Regions from separate parts of the Homo sapiens genome. Here region 2 is linked to region 1. Evidence: chromatin loops called from intact Hi-C (ENCODE). Cell type or tissue: PC-3. All regions are shown on one strand. Links, peaks and the distances in the headings refer to the core of each region. The heading gives the core; the rest is flanking DNA.

The links. Peaks named below come from ENCODE experiments on the same cell type or tissue, not always from the same donor. Only the 100,000 strongest peaks of a DNase experiment are listed, where the experiment ranks them.
Region 2: a loop joins it to region 1, with 4 times the contacts of the local background. A loop is called at or near these places in 3 of 110 quality-filtered maps.

What each region holds. Positions count from the first base shown.
Region 1 is chr10:58,018,851-58,029,662 of GRCh38, reverse strand. No RefSeq gene overlaps it. Among named protein-coding and RNA genes, the nearest start is that of IPMK, 240 kb to the left of the region's middle. In PC-3, for the core only: no CTCF peak of the experiment used is centred there; a DNase peak (open chromatin) is centred at 5,802; H3K27ac peaks cover 2,241 bases.
Region 2 is chr10:58,151,993-58,162,804 of GRCh38, reverse strand. No RefSeq gene overlaps it. Among named protein-coding and RNA genes, the nearest start is that of IPMK, 110 kb to the left of the region's middle. In PC-3, for the core only: no CTCF peak of the experiment used is centred there; a DNase peak (open chromatin) is centred at 5,244; H3K27ac peaks cover 625 bases; H3K27me3 peaks cover 923 bases.

The DNA.
Region 1 (10,812 bases), core at 1,611-9,610:
ATTGAATTTAAATTGATACATATTTCAGAGCTACCTATTAATGCCATAATATTCATCTTTTCTGATGCCACACAGATTTATTTCCATAACTCAATGTAAAATTTATCAGTATTTTAATGCTACCCAACTTTGTCATGAAGATTTCTTTGTGAATGCTTCTCTGTTTATTTATCAGCATCAGCAATCATTCTCAAAGTATATGCAAGACTCAAATCTTTAGGAACAATGGGAAATTCAAACATACGTTGTTCAGCATGTGAAGGTGGAAAATCATAGACATTTATAGAAATTCTACAATGTTGTGTAGAATATTGTTATTATTGTTCTGTTAATATAGCAGCCCTGGCTATTATCCTTTGAAAGGCCTGCTTACAAGGATGATCCTTGGCTGGCATCTGGGAACTTAGATTTTGGGAGGGTTCCCATCACACTAACTGACCAGAGTGACTCACTGTCTAAACCATGCAAACCATGTGGTTTGTGCTAAACATCTGCTTTCCTCTGGGAGTCTGGAAATTTCAGTACATGCTAAGCAGTGGGTACTTGGATGACCAGCTGCAATAAATACCTTGGGCACCAAGTCTCTGATGAGCTTTCTTGGTAGACAACATTTCACACATATTGTCACAGTAATTGCTGGGGAATTTGGCATTCCACTAGGAGAGGACCCTTGGAAGCTTGCACCTGGTTTCCTCTGGACTTTGCCCTTTGGACATTTTCTCTTTTCTGATTTTGCTTTGTGTCCTCTCTAATAAATCATAGCCATAAGTATGGCCATTTAATTAATTGCATATTTTAGTTAGTAAAATCTGAAAATTTGGCCTTATTGAGTTCTGACTCAACTTACTTGGTTATTGAGTACATGGTTATTGTGCAGTAGATGTGACCTAGGAATTGATTCAGCTACTCTTTGATGTATGTTAAGATAGAAATGGAAGTTTAAAACTTCAGCAATGCAAATTTCATCCCAATGAGTTTATACTCTTATTTTTAAACAAGTTGTGAATCTGGTTGAAATCTTTCAGGACCCATTTGGTCTATCAAATGTTTCACAGTCTATGAAAATTTTTTTGCAGTTTACTTTCATTGGTTCTACCCAAGTTCTTCCTTAAACTGTTGCGTTTATTCGTTCATTCATTCATTCATTCATTCATCCTTTTCCTCAACCAAAATTCACTGGACACCTCTTAGGACCAGGCACTGTGCTTGGCACTGGTGATTCATGGTGAACAAGACATAAAAAACTTGCCATCATATACCTTCCATCTAGTAGTGATGAAAGGTGTGTGATAGAAATGTGATTGTTACAGACTTTGAAAAAGGATTTGTGTTGTGATAGAGTTCAGCCTAAAAAAAACTGGAGAATTCCCAGAGGAGAGTTCATCATGACAGAGTGGTGATTATCCTCTCAGTGGGCTAAAGCCTGGCCCCTAAATTATATGTCTACTAAAACTGCCGTGAATAGAGGCATCTGGATGACTAGGAAACTGTGCCAATTAAGGGAGGTCAACACCTAAAGCATGGCCTTTTCTATTGATAATTAAGTCCAAATAAGATAAGAAAAATGGTCTCAAAATCAGCAAAACAATGTGCTTTCTCCCTATAGTAAAATGTGTGTTTGTTTTCCTCTTGAAGAGCAAAGCAGTCTACCTTTAAATTAACACTAGTTATGGTAGAATGAATAATGCTGCCCCCGTCTCTCCAAGATGTTCCTAATCCTATGAATATGTTACTTGTTATGACAAAAGGGACGTTGCAGCTGTAATTAAGGTAGCAGATGTTAAAATAGGGAGATTATCCTGGATTATCTGTGTTGGACTAATATAGTCACATGAGCCTTTAGAAGCAGAAAACTCTCTTTGGTTGAGTGAGAGAGACGGGAAGGAAGTCAGATTCCAAGCAGGTGAAGGATTTGATGCATTGTCATTGCTGGTTTTGAGATGTAGGGAGGTCATGTGTAAGGACTGGAGAGAGGGCAGTTCCCCACTGACAGTCAGCAAGGAAATGAGGTCCCAAGTTCTACAAATGAAAGGAATGAAAGGAGCTCAGCTGAGTCAACAATATAAATGAGCTTAGAAGTGGATTCTTCCCTGGGGCCTCTAGTAAGAAATGTAGCCTTGCTGACACCTTAATTTTAGGCCAGTGAGATGTGTATTGGACTTCTCACCCAGAGAACTGTGAGATAATAAGTGGGTATTGTTTTAAGCTGTCAAGTTTTTGGTAATTTGTCATAGCTGCAATAGAAAACTGATACATGAGTTCATTCCTTTATTTTAAACTTAGACAACCATCAACATTAGGTCTAGGGCATCTTTACTTTTGAGGAATACTGACAGCTGTTAATCAGATAGTTTCTGGTTTAGTTTGTAATATTTAATAATCCTTATATATTTACTTACTGTTAAAAATCAAATTAAAAAGATACTTGTCAAAAGTGATTTTTATAGTTTGAATAAATTAAAATCCCTGATTAAATGTATATTTCATGTGTTTTCTTTTCTTTTTTTTTTTTTTTGAGACGGAGTCTTGCTCTGTCGCCCAGGTTGGAATGCAGTGGCGCGATCTCGGCTCATTGCAAGCTCCGCCTCCTGGGTTCACGCCATTCTCCTGCCTCAGCCTCCTGAGTAGCTGGGACTACAGGCGTCAGCCACCACGCCTGGCTAATTTTTTTGTATTTTTAGTAGAGACAGGGTTTCACCGTGTTAGCCAGGATGGTCTGGATCTCCCGACCTCGTGATCCGCCCGCCTCGGCCTCCCAAAGTGCTGGGGTTACAGGCGTGAGCCACTGCTCCCGGCCTCATGTGTTTTCTGATAAAGGAAAAAATTCAGTTTTTTCAGTTACCTTCTTTGAATAGCACAGGAGGTCCCAAGTTCCCAGTATCTACTTGGCCCTGCTGGCAAGCAGTGGTTGGCCTCTTGAGTATCTGGGTGAACTCAGTGACACAGATGCACTGGGGCCAGCCTGGTGGCCCATTCTGAGTGGCCTCTGAGACATTCTCCTTTTTGCTAAGGACAGAGCATACTTACTTGTTATGAAACGAACACTGCAAGAGCAGGCAGGTAGGGCAAGTCTGTGTCCTGCACAAGCAATTTCATGCAGTTGTTGTTGATGTCAAGGAAATAAATGTTGCATTTAATGCCGCCCTGGCTTCCAAACAAAAGAAGTCAGATCTCACCCTTGGAGAATAGAATTCTGTGCCTTATTTATCACTGAGAGCATGACAAGGGAAAGGATCATCTCTTTCCTCTTGAAATTTTCCAGCAAGAATTATTTGCTGTTCATAATGTGCTCAGAAATAGTTATATTTGGATACGAGAAGAAGAACATGAAATGCAGGAACTCAAGTTATTTTTAATTTTCCTTTTATTACATGGTAGCAGACAGAGATAATTGTAATGCTTGACATTGCATGTGGACAGGGCGTGTCAAGTGTCTCTTCTCCTACAGAAGAGGCAGAAGCTGTTCTTTGGGCTGGCACTTGAGGGAAAACTCATGATTAAACACAAATTACCAAATGGCTTTTCCTATTGACCTTGACCATGGTCTCTGTGTCCCCCGACCCCCAGCTATTCCTTTTCTATTTGAAGATTCAGATAAAAGAAGAATGGTATTTTCCAACTTAAGTAAAAAATAATTAATGAGAAATAATCTGAATTAAGCAATGTTAAATAAGCTTATTTGCTGCAAAGTTTTTTCAGAGCCTTTAGATGCAGCTACTACCACTACTACTAATGCTAATAAAATGATAATAATAATAATAACAAACAGATTAAACACTAACTATATGCCAGGCATCATTCTAAGTGCTTTGCAAGATTTAACTAGTTTAATATTACATGAGGAAGGTACTGTTATTATCACACCATTTTACACATGTAGGAACTAAAGTCAGAGAAAGAAAGTCACTTGCCCAAGGTCATTTAGCTTGTGAGTTTGAGGATAGTATTAGTACATAGTATTTCTCAACCTTATTTGACTATAACCTTACTTCATTTCTTTTTTTTTTTTTTTTTAACCTGTAGCATGTTATGAGATTAATGTTCCATGAAAAACAGTTTTGAAAATGTTGGAGTAGAGAGAATAAAATGTAAGAGAATTGAGAAAGGCATTGAAGAATGATTTGTGATTTTTAGTCATAGGAGATCAGCATTCTAGTAACCCCCAAAGATAGGGGAATCCATCCTCATCTCAGTGATCAGATATACTATGTTCATGGCCAGGATTTCGAATTTTAAAATCCGTGATTTTCATCCCAGGTGGTCTTTCCATGTCTTCCATGAAAAGTCTTACTACCAGACTTCCATGTCTGGTAAGTAAGTTGAGTGTGTGTAGCGGGGTGATATTTGGAAGTAAATAAGGAAACAGAGGAAGTTCTGACACATACCACTCAAAAAATAATCCCTAATTTTAGAAAGATGTTGTTACTTCACTTGGTATACATCCTTGACCCCTGTATCCAATGCCTAAACCTGCCCCTGAGCAGATTACAATGAATTTTAACAGACTGTATAAATTCTCTTTCCGTACGAAAAGGTCATTGTTCTTAAAGCATATGAATATGAAAAATATACATAGCCACAAAACATATGAAAAATGCTCATCATTAACCAGAGAAATGGAAATAAGAACATAAATTAACATTTTTTTGTACCTCACAAATTGGGACATTGAGCAGTTCATAAAAAATAGGATTGAAAAGATCCTTTTATACGCTTTTAGTGGGAATGCAGATTATTACAGTATTTTTGGAAGGCTCTTTGGGAGGCTCAGATAAAATCAGTATAGATATACACTTTGACCCAGATATTCTTGAAATACCTACCACCAGAATGAGCTTCCTCCATTCTGCCTTGTGCAAAACCATATTCCATACATATATACCTCTTGGTAGATTGCAGTATCGTATTGTTAAATTACATTAATGTATTATTGTTGCATCATTTGCTCCCTCTAAGAAGATTATATATTGTCACTTTTTCCTAAGTGATTTGCTGTGCTCTTCCCAGTAGGATAAGTATATTTGCTACCTCATTAATGGTTGGGTTGGCCATGTGACTTGCTTTGGACAATGGAATATGGAAGTAACACATGCTAGGACAGAGAAGACACTTCAAGAGCATCATGTGGTTTCATTATTTTTATCTCTTCCTTCTACTAGCAGATTAAAATAAGGCTGCTACTTTAGCGTGGGTCTCCGGGTAAAGAAAACATTGAACAAAACTGAAGCCAACCCTCAGATATCACTTATGTGAGTGAGAAATAAATGCTGGATGAGCCATTGAGATTTTTGCTAACCTGTTAACCCTAGTATTGTAACCCATAATAAATGAACAGAAGCTGAATATCTACTTTTTCAACAAAGCCTTCATTCAATGTCCACCCTAACATATATATATATATATTCTTTCCAAATCTATAAAAATTTAAAGTCTATTTTACAAGGCTTTTAAAGTGTGATTTTTTTCCTAATATTGATTTCCCATTATATTAAATATGTCATTGCTCCCCCAAGGTGTATAATAAATTCCCTGAAGCCCCATGCCATGTCTTATCTTTTATAATTATTTACCCTGGTCCTGGAAATATAGTAGGTACTGAATAAATAAACATTCTTCAGCCAATACACCTACAACTATTTATTGAGAGTCTCAATATGTAAGCCATTCTTGCTTTTTCAGTTGGTAACAATGATAATTGAGAACTTTGTTTCTGCCCAGGTTGGCAAGGAATGTTTGTCCATTCCCTCAGAAAGAGTTAACTGGTTCCAGAAAGATTTGTGGGATGAATCATTTACAGAGGCTCTTGAAATGACTGACTTCCTCTACATGACTCACGTTTTCATCTGTGAAAACCTGAAGAAATTGAAAAAACAATACTCAACTCAAAGGGGCCTCATTGTCACTGGAGATGGAGAAGGATGTGGCTCTGAAACCTAGACAGCAACATGCCTGCTTGTTTTTACACTGAAGTAAAAAGACAATTATTTGGTGTGTTTATATTTTCTTTTCAGATAAATTACTTAACAGGGAATGTTTGTGTAAAGTGAAGAGATCAGAGGCAAGAAGACAGAAAAATAATGATCAGTTCAACTTCTTCCTGAAAACAACTCCTGTTTTCTCTGGGGTATCAGTGGCTGGGCTGGTATGTTCGGCACAGGGTTTATAATTTCTTAACAAGGAACACATTATGCAATGCATTTAAGCTATCTACTCCTTTGAGCTCCAGGCCATGTTTTTTGAAATAACAAGGTAAAACAGATTTTTTTCTTCTCATCTTGGAAGAAACTCAGCTTCCTGAAACCTGTAAATGGCTTCCAATGACTTCATATATGAGGCCCTCTGGCATATGGTGTGACCAGTCAGGACCCTAATGAGGAAGGAGGGAAACCACTGTCAACACTTTAAGTAAAATCGGATGTCATTAATCTGAGAATAGCAATTGTCTGGGATAAGTATTTCATACAAGGGGAAGCAGAGTAACACAGCTGTACATTTTCTATTTTTCTATTTTTGTTGAATAGCTATAACAAGTGCATAACATCCCTATTATTTTCTGTATTATAATATAATAATATTTTGATCCTTAGATAAATGTTATTGAATCATTACACAGTTAACCTTGTGAGGTGTTTTGAAGCTAATAGGCCAATGTAATGTGTATTGATAGGCGGCATTAAGTCAGGACTAAACAGTTATTATTATTAGGTGGTACATAAGGGCATTTTAATGTCTGGCAAGAGGATGAAGTGCTATTATTTCTAGAGGGAATGCATACAGGGTGAGGTTATGTTCCTGATTCTACAATGGGCTATGCACAACAATTGGAAAATCCCATTATCTCTTCATGCTTTAGCTTCTTTGTTGTCATAGGATTTTTACAATTCTGTCAGGGAACTTTTTCACTCTTCAGAAGAAAATATCCAGAAAAATTCAGAGAATCTTACATTTGTAGAGTTGCAAAGGGCCCTAAGATTTCTGGTCCAACCATCTCTTTATTGGTGAATAAAATGGGCTCCAGAGTCATTAAATAACTTTTCTGAATTCACATTTGGTGTAAAAGCTGTGATTAAAATATTAATATTAAGAACACATTTTAGGTAAAGAAAATTTGATAAAACAAAGAAAACAATAAAGAATTCAATTCAGACTGAAGGTTATCATTGAGTATCGGGGAACCTGCCCCGATAGTCACGAAGGTTCTTTTCTATTTTCCTTAAGCATCGGCCGGCTTGAGAAATAAAGGAACAGAGTACAAAAGAGAGAAATTTTAAAACTGGGCGTCCAGGGGAGACATCACATATCGGTAGGTTCCGTGATGCCCCACAAGCCGCAAAAACCAGCAAGTTTTTATTAGGGATTTTCAAAAGGGGAGGGAGTGTGTGAATAGGTGTGGGTCACAGACATCAAGTACTTTACAAGGTAATAGAATATCACAAGGCAAATGGAGGCAGGGCGAGATCACAGGACCACAGGACCGGGGCAAAATTAAAATTGCTAATGAAGTTTCGGGCACCATTGTCATTGATAACATCTTATCAGGAGACAGGGTTTTGAGAATAACCGGTCTGACCAAAAATTTGTTAGGTGGGAATTTCCTCTTCCTAATAAGCCTGGGAGCACTATGGGAGACTGGGGTCTATTTCACCCCTACAGCCTCGACCATAGAAGACGGGCACACCTAGGGGGGCCGTTTATAGGCCTATACCCCCAGGCGCGTATTCTCTTTCCCAGGGATGTTCCTTGCTGAGAAAAAGAATTCAGTGATATTTCTCCTGTTTGCTTTTGAAATAAGAGAAATATGGCTCTGTTCTGCCCAGCTCACCGGTGGTCAGAGTTTAAGGTTATCTCTCTTATTCCCTGAACAATTGCTGTTATCCTGTTCTTTTTTCAAGGTGCCCAGATTTCATATTGTTTAAACACACATGCTCTACAATTTGTGCAGTTAATGCAATTATCACATGGTCCTGAGGTGACATACATCCTCCTCAGCTGACAGGATTAAGAGATTAAAGCAAAGACAAGCATAGGAAATCACAAGGGTATTGATTGGGGAAGTGATAAGTGTCCATGAAATCTTTACAATTTATGTTTAGAGACTGCAGTAAAGACAGGCATAAGAAATTATAAAAGTATTAATTTGGGGAACTAATAAATGTCCATGAAATCTTCACAATCCATGTTCTTCTGCCATGGCTTCAGCCACTCCCTCCATTTGGGGTCCCTGACTTCCCACAACAACTGAGAACTTTGTCGGTGGGATCAGAAACCTGTTCACTGCAGTGGAAGGGCCACTCAATGAGGAGCAGGGAAGTGCTTCATGTTAGGGAGGGAAGCACATTCGTGAACACTGATGAACCTGAGAATAGATGCAGAACAGGGAGATGATCCAGTGTGCTGATGACCACAATCGTGTCATCCTGTAGGAAGTTCTTATGTGATATGTTCTGTGGCTTAGTTCTTTGCACTCAGCTGTCCAATGTTTTGTGTAGTTGCCTCAAAGGAATCTATGTCTGCTGGTGATCAGAAAACACAAATATGGGTGTGAAGAACAGGATTAGGACTAAAAACCATTTACCAAGATGTGAACCTTAAAAAAATTATTTCAGTAGTTTTTGGGGAAAAGGTGGGGTTTGGTTACATGGATAAGTTCTATAGTGGTGATTTCTGAGATTTTGGTGCATCCATCACCAGAGCAGTATACACTGAACCCAACATGTAGTCTTTTATTCTCCTCCCCCTCCTATCCTTCCTCCCTTAGTCCCTAAAATCCATTGTATCATTCTTATGCCTTTGCATCCTCATAGCTTAGCTCCCACTTATGGGAACACATGACATTTGGTTTTTCATTTCTGAGTGACTTCATTTATAATAATGGCCTCCAGCTCCATCCAAGTTGCTGCAAAGGCCATTATTTAATTCTGTTTTATAGCTGAGTAGTATTCCATGGGTTATACATACCATATTTTCTTTATCTACTCATTGGTTGATGAGCATTTATGTTGGTTTCATATTTTTGCAATTGCAAATTGTGCTGCTATAAACACGTGTGTGCATGTGTCTTTTTCATATAATGACTTCTTTTCCTTTGGGTAGATACCCAGTAGTGGGATTGCTGGATCGAATTGTAGTTCACTTTTAGTTCTTTAAGGTATCTTCATACAGTTTTCCACAGTGGTTGTACTAGTTTACATTCCCACCAGCAGTGTAAAAGTGTTCCCTTTTCACCAAATCCATGCCAACACAAGATGTGAACTTTGAGCCTACAGCAAGTAAAAATGAGAAGAGATCTAAGAGAAATAACTAAAACAAACCCTCAGAATTTGCATAAGTTCAAGATTCGTGATGCTTATCTTGACAGCAGTTCAAGTGGCACACCCTTGGGTGTTTTAGTTGCCCATAAACTCACTGTAGTCCAATATTTTGTCACAATAATGCAATCTTAGGCTCTTTTCATAGAAATGTTATATTTTTGTTCATATCAAAACATGCAACAGAACAGTAGTATTCGCTAGTGGTCAGACCATTGCTAAAATTGTATCACTAAGCATGACCCTTGAAGGTAATAATGAAGAACTAAAGTGGTGGTTTCTAAACTTTCTCAGGTTGACTGATCCTTTTAAGCTTCCTTTATTCAGTTTGACCACTTTGAATACTGCATCCTTTCTTCTCAGAATATCAACATGATCATAAAATTCACATATTTACAAGTGCTGGTCAAGAACTCAAAGTAGAGATGACCAAAATAGGAGGGCAATCAGGAAGATGAGGGCTGTGGAAACTATGTCGTATGAAAATCAGTTGAAGAAATTAGGAATGCTTAACTTGGAAAAGGAAAGCTCTCTGGGAGATGTTAAGGAGTCATTACCAGAGATCACCAACATCCATGTCTATTTTTCCCAGAACTTGGAAGAATGCATTTTTCCCCTTTGAAGCTGAGTAGTCCATGTGAGTTGTTCTGACCAATGGAACAGTACAGGAAGGAATGTGTGTCACTTCTGGGCTGCAGTATTTTATTCCTTGTCTGACTTCTTCCATTCACGTCTTCTCCTGCTTGTTGATCAGGTTATATTCTCTGGTTGACACAACTAAAAGATGGTGATTCCTCCATCAGTCTAGGTCTTTGACCCATGTGAAACACATTTTCTGCTAACGTGTTTTTACTGATCATCACTCATTCAGGGTGGAGGTGGGTGGGCACAGAATGTACTTACATTGCTTCATTCAGGGTGGAAATTGTGTGCCCCTAATGACATCAAGCACAATTCCCATTTGGGAAAGTGCTATATGTTTCTCTCTCTCTGTTCTTTTACAGAGAAAACTCCTATATGTTTCTCTGTATTCTTTTACATTATATTTTACAATATAAAAGCACTACACACATAATCTCTAAGAAAAGGAGCTTTATGTTGCTGACATTATGTGTTTCTCTCAGTCTTTGAAGCTATGTGGTCTATCCTTTTGTAGGGCCATGTGCATTTTTGGTGTCTTATTTAAGACTAGATAGCAATCATTGACTGCTTCTCCATGAGAAAGAAAAATTATTTTCTACTGATGATTTCATGACTCATGAAGAGAATTTCTCAAATAGTAAGACAAGACCTTGCTAAGCATTACAACTGTCTGACAATTAATGATCTGGGAGGCTTGTGGGGGTTAAAATTAGTCAAATACTGATTATACAGAAATGATTTAGGTACTAGGTAAAATTTTAGTTCCGATTGTTTACTAAGAGTCTATGGTTTTTTTTTTTTTCTCTAAATTTCCCCAGACCCATCTATTTTTCTTCAAACATTTAAAAAGTAATAACCATTT
Region 2 (10,812 bases), core at 1,717-9,716, 130 kb before region 1:
AAAGGGAGTTTTTTTTTTTCACTTACCTTTGTTCTTGGTGCCATGATTCTTAGACTGGGCCATGACTCCATCTCTGGCAAGCTGTCTCAGCCTGGGTCCAGTCAGGAGATGGAAGCCACACAATGATTCAAATAGGGACATATAATATAAAGAATTATTAAGCTATGATAAAGGGTAACTATAAGATATAAGAAAAACCTTACAGGGTACCCTGGGGCTGAGGAGGAGTACACAGGAAGGACAAATGCATACTTGGGGGCTCCCTCTTTAGACCGAGGTTCAGACGTTATTGGAGAAGGTGTACTTGTAGCCCATTGGATGGCAGATAATTTTGCTGGTTTGTGTGGGCCAGAGCTGGTCTGCAGTCTCTGGGCAAGGAGGAAGCAACTCTTTAGGAGAAGAGGAGGAACAGGTGAGCAGCAGCTAGTGGCTAGGCAGGGCATGTCGGTATGCAGAGGGAGCAATGGCATCAGAACAGGCCAGTGTCAGTGTTGATAGGGTTCTGGGAAGGTGAGCACTAGGTAAGGCCAGAGCTTCAAGGTCAAGAGACCATGTCTTCTAAGTGTATGGCTGGGGTCAAGCACTATACACACCCTCACATAACACCCCTGACTGACTGTGCAGTCACAGGAAAAATAAGAGGAGTCCTTTCCTTTTGGGATATTGCTGCAATGTCCTCCTTAGTAAAAGCTTAATATCATGCTCACTGCACAAGAAAAACGCATGCGGAAATTCATCCATTAATGCAGAGCATGTATTGAAGGGTGAATTTGGAGCTAAGCAATAGATTGATAACTGGCACATAGGCTTCCTTGTCTCTGCTCATAGTAAGCCCTCAATAAATGTTGGCTAGATCCTTTGTCCCAAGCTAGCTAGCTGAGTTAGCAGATGCATGACTTAGAGAGAATCTTAGATTAAAAGCCAGGTGACATGGAGTTCGCTACCCCCTGTAGCATGAATTTTGTAACCTTGAGCAAGTCATTTACCCTCCCTAGGCCTTAGTTTCCTCATTTGTAAAATGAAGGGGGTGGGCTAAAAAGACAGCCATCAACATCCATCTTTAAGATATAAAAATATTAAAATACATTGTAATTTAAATAGCATAATTCTTTTAGTGTGGCTGTGATAAAATACTATATGAATCCTATAACTGAAGATTATCTTGCAATGGATGAGGATGCTGATTTCCTTCCAAGGAGGTCCCTCCACAAATGACAATACTGGGGTAGTGTTGTCCTGTTTCTTGTGACTATGGGATAAGAATTTTCCTTTTTAATCCTTTTTCTTATGAGTCATGCAGAAAACACATAAGGATATGTTTTTCTTATCACCATTATTCAATTATTGGCTTTCTCTCTAGGTAGAGAGATTTAACAAACAACATAAGTTATTTAGAAGGGTTCCTTTCTCGACGTTTTCATAAGAAAATGGCAAGTTAGTTTAACTTTCTCCCCTCCAAATATGACTAAATATTCCCTATGGATTCCAGTCCATTTCTGATTAAAAGGATATAAAAGAGGTAAGCATATTTTCTGCTGTCTTATAAAGGCATCTAGCAATAAATTGTTTGTGCTGAAGTTGAGAAAAATCACATAGAGGAATACATTTTTGACGCAAGAGAAGAATAAATTTGTAACTTGGAAGAATTTAACATTCACGTGTTTGAAATTATAGTGCAAAATAGACCCTAAGGGTCCAAATTAGATATTTCTGCTGGTAATATAAATCATTCATATGAGCAAATCAATATTTTTACAGGTGAAAATGCATTTTCTTTGCCAGTTAATGTGTTTTCTTTCCTTCACTCTTATATGAAATTGAATGACTTCCAAATATCTGATTAAATCATACCTTGCTTGGGATGTCATCTTGCCAGATAACTTAAGAATATCAAAGCCCTTGATGTGAAGCATATTTAAAAAGTGGCAGAACCAAATCCTTGGTGATCCTTGATAAATATTTTATGTGTATATACAATGCATTAAGATAGCTTATTTTTAACTATAAGTTGCAAGGTGGAGAATACATAATTGCTCTTCAAGGAAAGTACAGTTATAATTTATGTCATTAATAAAAAGCATTTCATAGAGGGAATTCTTCAGAACTCAACATGATAGTCCCATGTCGCTAATTTAAGTTTTAAATGAGTGGTAATGGGGGTGGTAATGTCTACATAAATGGAATAAATTTGAACAAAAATTTGTAAATGAATTCAATTGCATTTTTCAAGCGCCCACTTGCACTGAAAGCCTCTTAGAATGCTTACTTTAATGAAACCACAAATAGAAAAGTTCATGAAACCACCCGTCTAAGTGTATTACAGTTGCATTGTTTGTATATAAATAGACACTCTAAAAGTGGGCAAACAGCTACTTATAACTATGTTTAGTTTTGATTAGGACTCTATGCTAACCAAATCAGGGCACAGTTCTCACCAGCTCAGGACCATCTAAATATTGGTCAATTAACTTTACTCTATGTCAGGGTTGTTTGTCCTGACAGATGAGCACTGCTGATCAGTAGGAGGCCATTGAAAAGAATGAGAATGGGTTAAAGAATAGCCACTATGGTTGGAGACACACTTTTGAAGTCACACTAGTACCTTCCTTAATTTTTATTGTTAAAGAATAGCCTAGGAATGTTTGTTTATATAATGAGACAATAACATTTGCTGCTTCATTGAATATTACTTTTTGCAAAATAATTCTAAAAAGCATTTGAACACTTTTTATTTTCTAAGAAGCATTCTCCCATATATGCTATTAATGCTATTGGTTTTTTATAAGCCTTTTTTTCCCTCATAGGCAAATTAAAAAAAAAACACTGTGTGAATTATAATCAATTTCAAGTTGGCAAATTCAAGCTTGATGCATGTTGATTGCATATGTGTTAAACTCTGATGGTAGATAATTGGGAGGCTGTTAGTTCTTTTAGCATCAGAGTTGATTCCTGGTATAGTGGTTTGTTTTATCTTTTTTTCTCGTTGCTATTCTACCAGTCCACTCTGAAACTCCTTGTAACAATATCAACAAAATTTGGGTTGAAGAGTTTTGAAAAGTGCGTTTACTTCTTTATGAGAACTCTACCTGGTTCCATAAAGAGCATTTATCTTTAAACTGAAAACACCTGGACCCCTTTTCTAAAGCAACATCAAAATTACTTACATATTTCTACCTGCAGTGTAATGGGGTTTGCATAAAGAAAGCTGATAGGAAACTGGAGTGTGGAGTATTTTTCACAGCAATTATTTTGGAAAAGCTGCTACTTCTTTGTACAATTATTATATATAAAATTCACACTGAAACACATTCAGAAAAATTAACTTGCCCAATACATGTGTTTTTTTCTGGGTAAAGTGACCCAGCCACAGGTATAGTCTTATAAATGAGGGTTGTGTATGTGTGCATGTGTGAGCGTGTGTGTTAGCAAGAGAGGGAAGAAGAGTTAGGAGGATTAGCCCTCTACAGGTGCTAGCGAATCTAGCTCTACTGATTAGAGACAACTGAGGGAAAGTCTTTTTTCTTTTGTTCTCTGCAATTGCCTTATCTTAATATTTCTAACCCATGCATCTTGCTTTACTCCATCTTGTAATCTAGACCTGCTGATGCCACCGGCGAGGTTTGTCAGAGGCAGTCCAAAGGACACCGTTCACAAAGTTCTTGCCTGCTTTCAGGCAAGAGGCTCTAACTTTTTATTGGCTTTGGAGCTCCTTGTGCACCATTTCCTGATGGATGGTCAAATGAATCATGGGACCATGCAGATGTGTTTTGGCTCGATGCCAGGTGGTCTGAATTAGGAGATCTGGAGGAGCCAGTTGAGAAGCAGATATAGGAACCAGATGGGAATGAAATGCAGGATTCTCTTAGGTCATTTGGACTGGTATAACAAAATATCATAAATCAGGTGGCTTATAAACAACATTTCCCACAGCTCTGGAGCCTGGAAATTCCCAGATGAAAGTGCTAGCAGATTCAGTGTCTGATGAGGACCTGCTTTTTTGGTTCACAGATGGATTTTTCTTGCTGTATCACGATGAAAGGGGTGAGGGACCCTCTGGGGCCTTTTTAATAAGGGAACTAATCCCATTCATGAGGGCTCTGCCCTCATGACCTAATCACTTCCCAAAGGCCTCCAAATATTCTCACATGGGGAATTAGGTTTTAATATAGAAATTTGATAGGTGGGAGATGCACAGATTCAGATCACAGCAAGATCCATTTCGTGGCCTGTATAGGAAACTCCTTTTACATGCACCCAAGTCAAGACCATGGGAATTGCATGTAGAGGATATTAGGTTCATATTCATAAGGTAGATGCTTCTTTTCCAGACAATTGGAAGTTCACAGTGTGCTTGTAACCCTTCAAGTTCAGATAAACAAGAGTCAGAGGGCCAAGAGAGAAGGCTAGAAGACAGAGCAATTCAAGACTTCCAGTATGGAAGCAGGAGCTCACTGGAGAAGATTCTCTACTTCTGAGATCTGCTTGGTAGACAGCAATAACCAGACTCCAGAGGACAAACTATGCATGCTCAGGGGCCTTCCGCTGGCTTCCCCAGTTGGGGCAAATTATTTCTCTTCTTTTGGGTGGGAGGAATTGAGGAGAAGAGGAACAAATGGCTGTCAGATTCACTATTACTTAAGGTAAAATTGATGGTGGAAGTTTCTATTTCATGAACCAATACAGAACAAAGAGAAAGAGAGGGATTCCTCCTGTTTTCTGAAGCAGAGCATCTGAAACCTAGCTGGCCATCAAAATCCATGGGAGTTTAAAAAAATTACAAGTTCTTGGGCCTCACCAAAATCATACTCAGATTCAGATTTTCTAAGGTGGAGGCTGGGAGCCTGTGTTTTTGAAAATCTGACCTAGAAGTTCTGATGGTTAGTCAGGTGTGGGAACCATGACTTAAACTTGAGAACTTCATCTTCCTAAAGCTTTTTCAAGGGATTCACATGGCAGAAATACATTTTGTCTGCTGGAAGGAAATAGTCTAATCCATCCGAGTTTAAAACCACAGACAATGGTTAGACTGACTTTTAAATTAGATGGTCTTAAACTGCTTTACAAACTGTGCTTGCAGATGTTGAAATCAACATCTGGATGCATTATTACTGATATTGTTCAACCTAGTAGAAAGGAAATTCAATTATTGTACAGTGGTCATGTTGCATAACCAGAAGGAGTGTGGCGTGAGACAATAGTGAACACACATTGTTAGAATCATGGCAACCGTCCCAGGCTTGCGGATATCAGTAATGGTCGCCTAAGAATGGTTTTGTGGTTTAATTTCTCGTCATGGCACTGAGTCATGCTGTCAGCAGTATTTATACTACTGGGAAATAGCTAGGCATTATAAATGACTGTTTTGGAGACAAAAAGTGAAGTTGTTCAGTTTCTAATTTAAGTTTAAATGGCATTAGATTGCCATATACATACATACATATATATATATATATAAAATTTTTTTTTCTATTGGGCTAAGGACTCTACTACCGTCAAGGGAGAAATACAACATTATACACAGTGTAGAGGTTACAAGCCCAGATTTTAGAGCAAACTACAGACTGCCTGGGCTCAGTACTAGCTTAGCTACTGACTTCTGGGCTGCTGATCTATTGTCAAATTGGGTCATTTGTCCAATAATGTGCTCCCTATTTTGGGTTTGGCTTATTGATTCTTCAAGGTGTTGCTCGGCTTGTCCCTAGACCCCCAAGTTTTCTGTAATCTGGTAGTTAAATCTGTAGGCTTAACTTTTAGAAAAAAATTCTTCCTACTACCACATTCTTAAAGATTCAAACATAGTATTAGCACCTAAATTTATATCACTATTTTATAACAAGTTTGCATCATCTAGTTTGTAACTTGAACTCGGATGCACTAATTTACTGCACAGTTTGGTGATGGAAGGAGAAGTTCTCCTTACAAGATGGCATTTATTTGAAAGAAGAAAGATTTTTCTCATGGGATCTCTTACCAACTTATCTAAATGCTTATGTTAGGCAGGGGAAAAAGGCAGAGGAAAATTTTTATTATTATTATTATGCTTTAAGTTCTAGGGTACATGTGCACAATGTGCAGGTTTGTTACATAGGTATACATGTGCCATGGTGGTTTGCTGCATCCATCAACTCATCATTTAAATTAGGCATTTCTCCTGATGTTATCCCTCCCCCAGCCTCCTACCCCCAAAACAGGTCCCAGTGTGTCATGCTCCCCTCCCTGTGTCCATGTGTTCTCATTGTTCAACTCCCACTTATGAGTGAGAACATGTGGAGTTTGGTTTTCTGTCCTTGTGATATTTTGCTAAGAATGATGGTTTCCAGCTTCATCCATGTCCCTGCAAAGGACGTGAAATCATCCTTTCTTATGGCTGCATAGTATTCCATGGTGTGTATGTGCCACATTTTCTTTATCCAGTCTATTATTGATGGACATGTGGATTGGTTCCAAGTCTTTGCTATTGTGAATAGTGCCACAATAAACATACGTGTGCATGTGTCTTTATAGTAGCATGTTTTATAATCCTTTGGGTATATATCCAGTAATACGATTGCCAGGTCAAATGGTATTTCTAGTTGTAGATCCTTGAGGAATTGTAACACTCTTTTCCACAATGGTTGAACTAGTTTCCACCCCCTCCAACAGTGTAAAAGCATTCCTATTTCTCCACATCCTCTCCAGCACCTGTTGTTTCCTGACTTTTTAATGATCATCATTCTGATTGGTGTGAGATGGTATTTCATTGTGGTTTTGATTTGCATTTCTCTGATGACCAGTGATGATGAGCATTTTTTCATATGTCTGTTGGGTGCATAAATGTTTTCTTTTTAGAAGTGTCTGTTCATATCCTTTGCCCACTTTTTGATGGGGATGTTTGTTTTTTCTTGTAAAATTGTTTAAGTTCTTTGTAGATTCTGGATATTAGCCTTTTGTCAGGTGGATAGATTGCAAAAATTTTGTCCTATTTTATAGGTTGCCTGTTCACTCTGATGATAGTTTCTTTTGCCGTGCAGAAGCTCTTTAGTTTAATTAGATCCCATTTGTTTATTTTGGCTTTTGTTGCTGTTGCTTTTGGTGTTTTAGTCATGAAGTCTTTGCCCATGCCTGTGTCCTGGATGGTATTGCCTAGGTTTTCTTCTAGGATTTTTATGGTTTTAGGTCTTACATTTAAGTCTTTAATCCATCTTGAGTTAATTTTTTTATAAGGTGTAAGGAAGGGATCCAGTTTCAGCTTTCTATATATGGCTAGCCAGTTTAGACAGAGGAAAAGTTTAGCTGTGATAAAGACAAGACAACTGTAGAGTATAACATATTTTGGAGACAGGATCCACTAGCTTTGATCTGAACTTGGCCATGTTTTTAGGTGTTCTTTGGTAAATTGTTTAAGTTCTTAGAATATCAGATTCTTATCCTCAAAAATGGGAAAATTATACCTACCCTCTAGGGTGGTTTTTATGATTAAATAAAGCAGTGCACATAGAAACATCTACTACAGGGCTTGACATGGATTATGCCTTCAAATAGTGTTCATTTTTTCTTTGTTCTAGAAATATTACTTGAATACACAATTTAAGCCCAGCTGGGCATCAGATGTTGTGTTGAGGGTTAAAAGAAGTATAAGATAGTGCAGAGCACAGTGCCTGGCACAAAGTAGATTCTCAATAAATGTATTTTAATGTTGAGTTGGGGCCTGGCACAGTGGCTCAACCCTGTAATCCAAGCGCTTTAGGAGGCTGAGGGGAGCAGATCACTCGAGGTCAGGAGTTCAAGACCAGCCTGGCCAGCATGGCAAAAACCTGTCTCTACTATAAATACAAAAATTAGCCAGGAATAGTGGCACATGCCTGTAATCCCAGCTACTCGGGAGGCTGAGGCATGAGAATCGCTTGAGCTTGGGAGGCGGAGGTTGCAGTGAGCTGAGATCATGTCACTGCACTCCAGCCTGGATGATGGAGTGAGACTCTGTCTCAAAAAAAAAAAAAAAAAAAGAAATTGAGTTGGAAATATTTCTGCCCCAAATGAGCTTCAGTGCAATGGGAACACACACACACACACACACACACACACACACACACACACACGCACACCTCATTCTACCAACTGATGCTGACTATAAGGGCTGGAGGAATACCGTTGTGAGAGTCATCAGTGACAGCTAACATGATGAAGTTCTCATAAAGGAGATCAGATTAAAAACTGAGACTAGAAAAGTATGGTTAACATCTGGACAAGCAGGGAGCATTGGCAAGGGCACTCCAGATTTGAGGCATATAGCCGTGAAGGAGCAGAAGAATGTAAGCCAGCAAATTTTTCTAGTAAGTAGACATATGTGACTGATTAGAAAGGAAGATTCATGAAATGGAGCATCAGAAAAGCCTGAATGTCTTGATGGAGGTGAGATTGAGAAAAGCCTCAAATACCTCAGTAGGCAGTATGGATTTTATTCTAGACGACCAGAGAAATGCAAAAGCATGAATGTATCATGGTAAAGTAGGTATGTAGAAAAGTGTATTTAGAACATAATGGATTTGGAGGAAGCACTAATGGCCTGAAGGATATTACTTAAGAGGCTATTGTTAAAATCCTGCCCTGAGACAAAGAATCTTAGGTGACTTCTTGTTCATATGGATTTAGATCAGGAAAGTGCTGGTACCATATTATATCAACAAATAAGTCTAATGTTTGAAGCACATTGCTTTGGAGTTTTTAGTCTTTTTTTTCTAGTGCTTACAGCCAAGGTTGCTTGCGGTGCCAAGGATGAACAGAGAGCTGGAATTCCCCACATGTCTGGAAGACCTCTAGACCCCTCCAGTCTGATTGTGCAGGGTACTGGGAAGAGCAACAACTTTGGTGTGAGACAGCTAGTGCTATCTCTAAATGGGAGTAATGATGTAGATAAGCACAGGAGCTGGCCTGCTAGTTCCCTCTGTGGCCAAGTATGCAACTAGTGGAAGGGTCAGGTTTACACCACTTTCACAGTGGTGGCTGGATAAATTCCCATGGTGGCCATTTTTTGTTTGCTCCCAATGGGTCATAGATACTTTATGTTTAACCTTGGAGACTGCAAAGAGGGTATACTGCATTTTGGAGGTGAGACCATGAGGAAGAATGTGCTAGTTATCCCCATAGGCTCCTGTCTCTGAATCCTTTACCTGGTGATCCATCCGTAGACTTTTTCGCTATAACATGGTTCTTACTTTGGCTGGAGGAAAGGACATTATATTGCAAAGATACATCCGCATCATTGCTTCCACAAGACCTTTTACTCTTGCCTGTCCCAGCTATTCCTCAACAACTCCTTGTAAGTAAATTCAGGTTTAATTTCCAGCTGAGAAAAACTAGATGAGCGATTAAGTCTTGATCATCATCACCTGGGGAGACAGAGTTATTTAGTTCAGTGAGCTGTGAGCCTGAGGCGTTTTGTAGTGACATAACATTCTGACGTAAATTGTATTCTGTGAAATGTGAATTTCAGCACCAAAATATGGCAGTCCTCACTATTATCCTCTTTGAAATGTAAATTACCATCAGCCAATGAAGAGCAACATTTTTCAAGTTTATAAACATGCATGGAGTCACCACATATAGCTGCTTGCCCCAAGCGTGGGCTCTGTAAGCCTACGTACTTCTGGTTGCCAATTTTGTGGAGCCAATTTAATGAGAATGAGCATCAGGCACATGAATCACGATGTTTTGGATTGATTTTCATAGTATCCAGTAAGTGAGTAAGTAATGAGTGCAAATGTTTGCATTTCTATAGGTTTTGCATCAACATAATACCTCTTTGTATTACTGCCAAGCCTACCCCTACTCTCCTGAATTGACTTTAGCTATGGAAAGTAAAATTGAAATAGAGGAGCTGCTTCTCTTTGAATGCTGACAGAATTTTATGCTGGCTTTGAACGCTGGGTGGCAGACGTGCTCTTGTTAAGATTTGTTGAGCGAGTTTGGAATGACTTTGCTCTGACAGAGATGAGGAGCTCTCTTAATTAAATGAGTCTACCCCCCCACACAAGAGCCACACAGGATGTTCCCATCGAAATAGACATCTATTTTGCAATCCACAGGGAACATGTTTTTACATTATTGATGGCTTAGTAGGGGATGCTTTTTTGAAGCGTTTCAATTCATTTCAGTAATGGAGTGGAGTCACTAAGATCTCAACCTCTCATTCGTCAATGGTGAATATTAGGAGGAAAATGAAATCTGGATTTAAAATTCAGATATCACATTTGGTACTAAAAATCTTTGCCCAAGATTCATGGGGTCCTAGAAAAGGCTAACAGAGCAGACTGTGAGATGTAATTTTCTCTCATGATTGTGGCAAGATAAATGCTTAATTGCACATCATTGAACTTAAGATTTAGGTTGGTCCTCAGTAATCATCTAATGACTAGAACTTTTCAAGAAGAAATCAACCCTAGCTGTGGCTAAAACTCACCTGGGTGCTTTCAAAATCCACAGGTGCCTGGAGGTGGGTCACAGGCATGGGTGTTTTTCATTTGAAAAGCTGCACAGGTGATTCTGGAGTGAAAGTTCCTCCTTTGGAATAACATTTGTAATTTCTTAAGCTTAAAATAAACACATTCTCAAGATCTGCCTCATCAGGGTAACAGCCCACAATTATTACAAGAGCACAGAAGGGAAGTAGGTGCCCCAAACCTAGAAAGATGTCTGAGAATCCTCTCACTAGTTCCCCCTGTGTGTCTCTGAGGCTGAAGTGCAACAGTAATGTGAAGTGTCATTTGTTAACAGCCTTTGACTTTGTAGTACTGAATTGTTTATTATATTATCAAAAGCAATCAAGAAGGTACT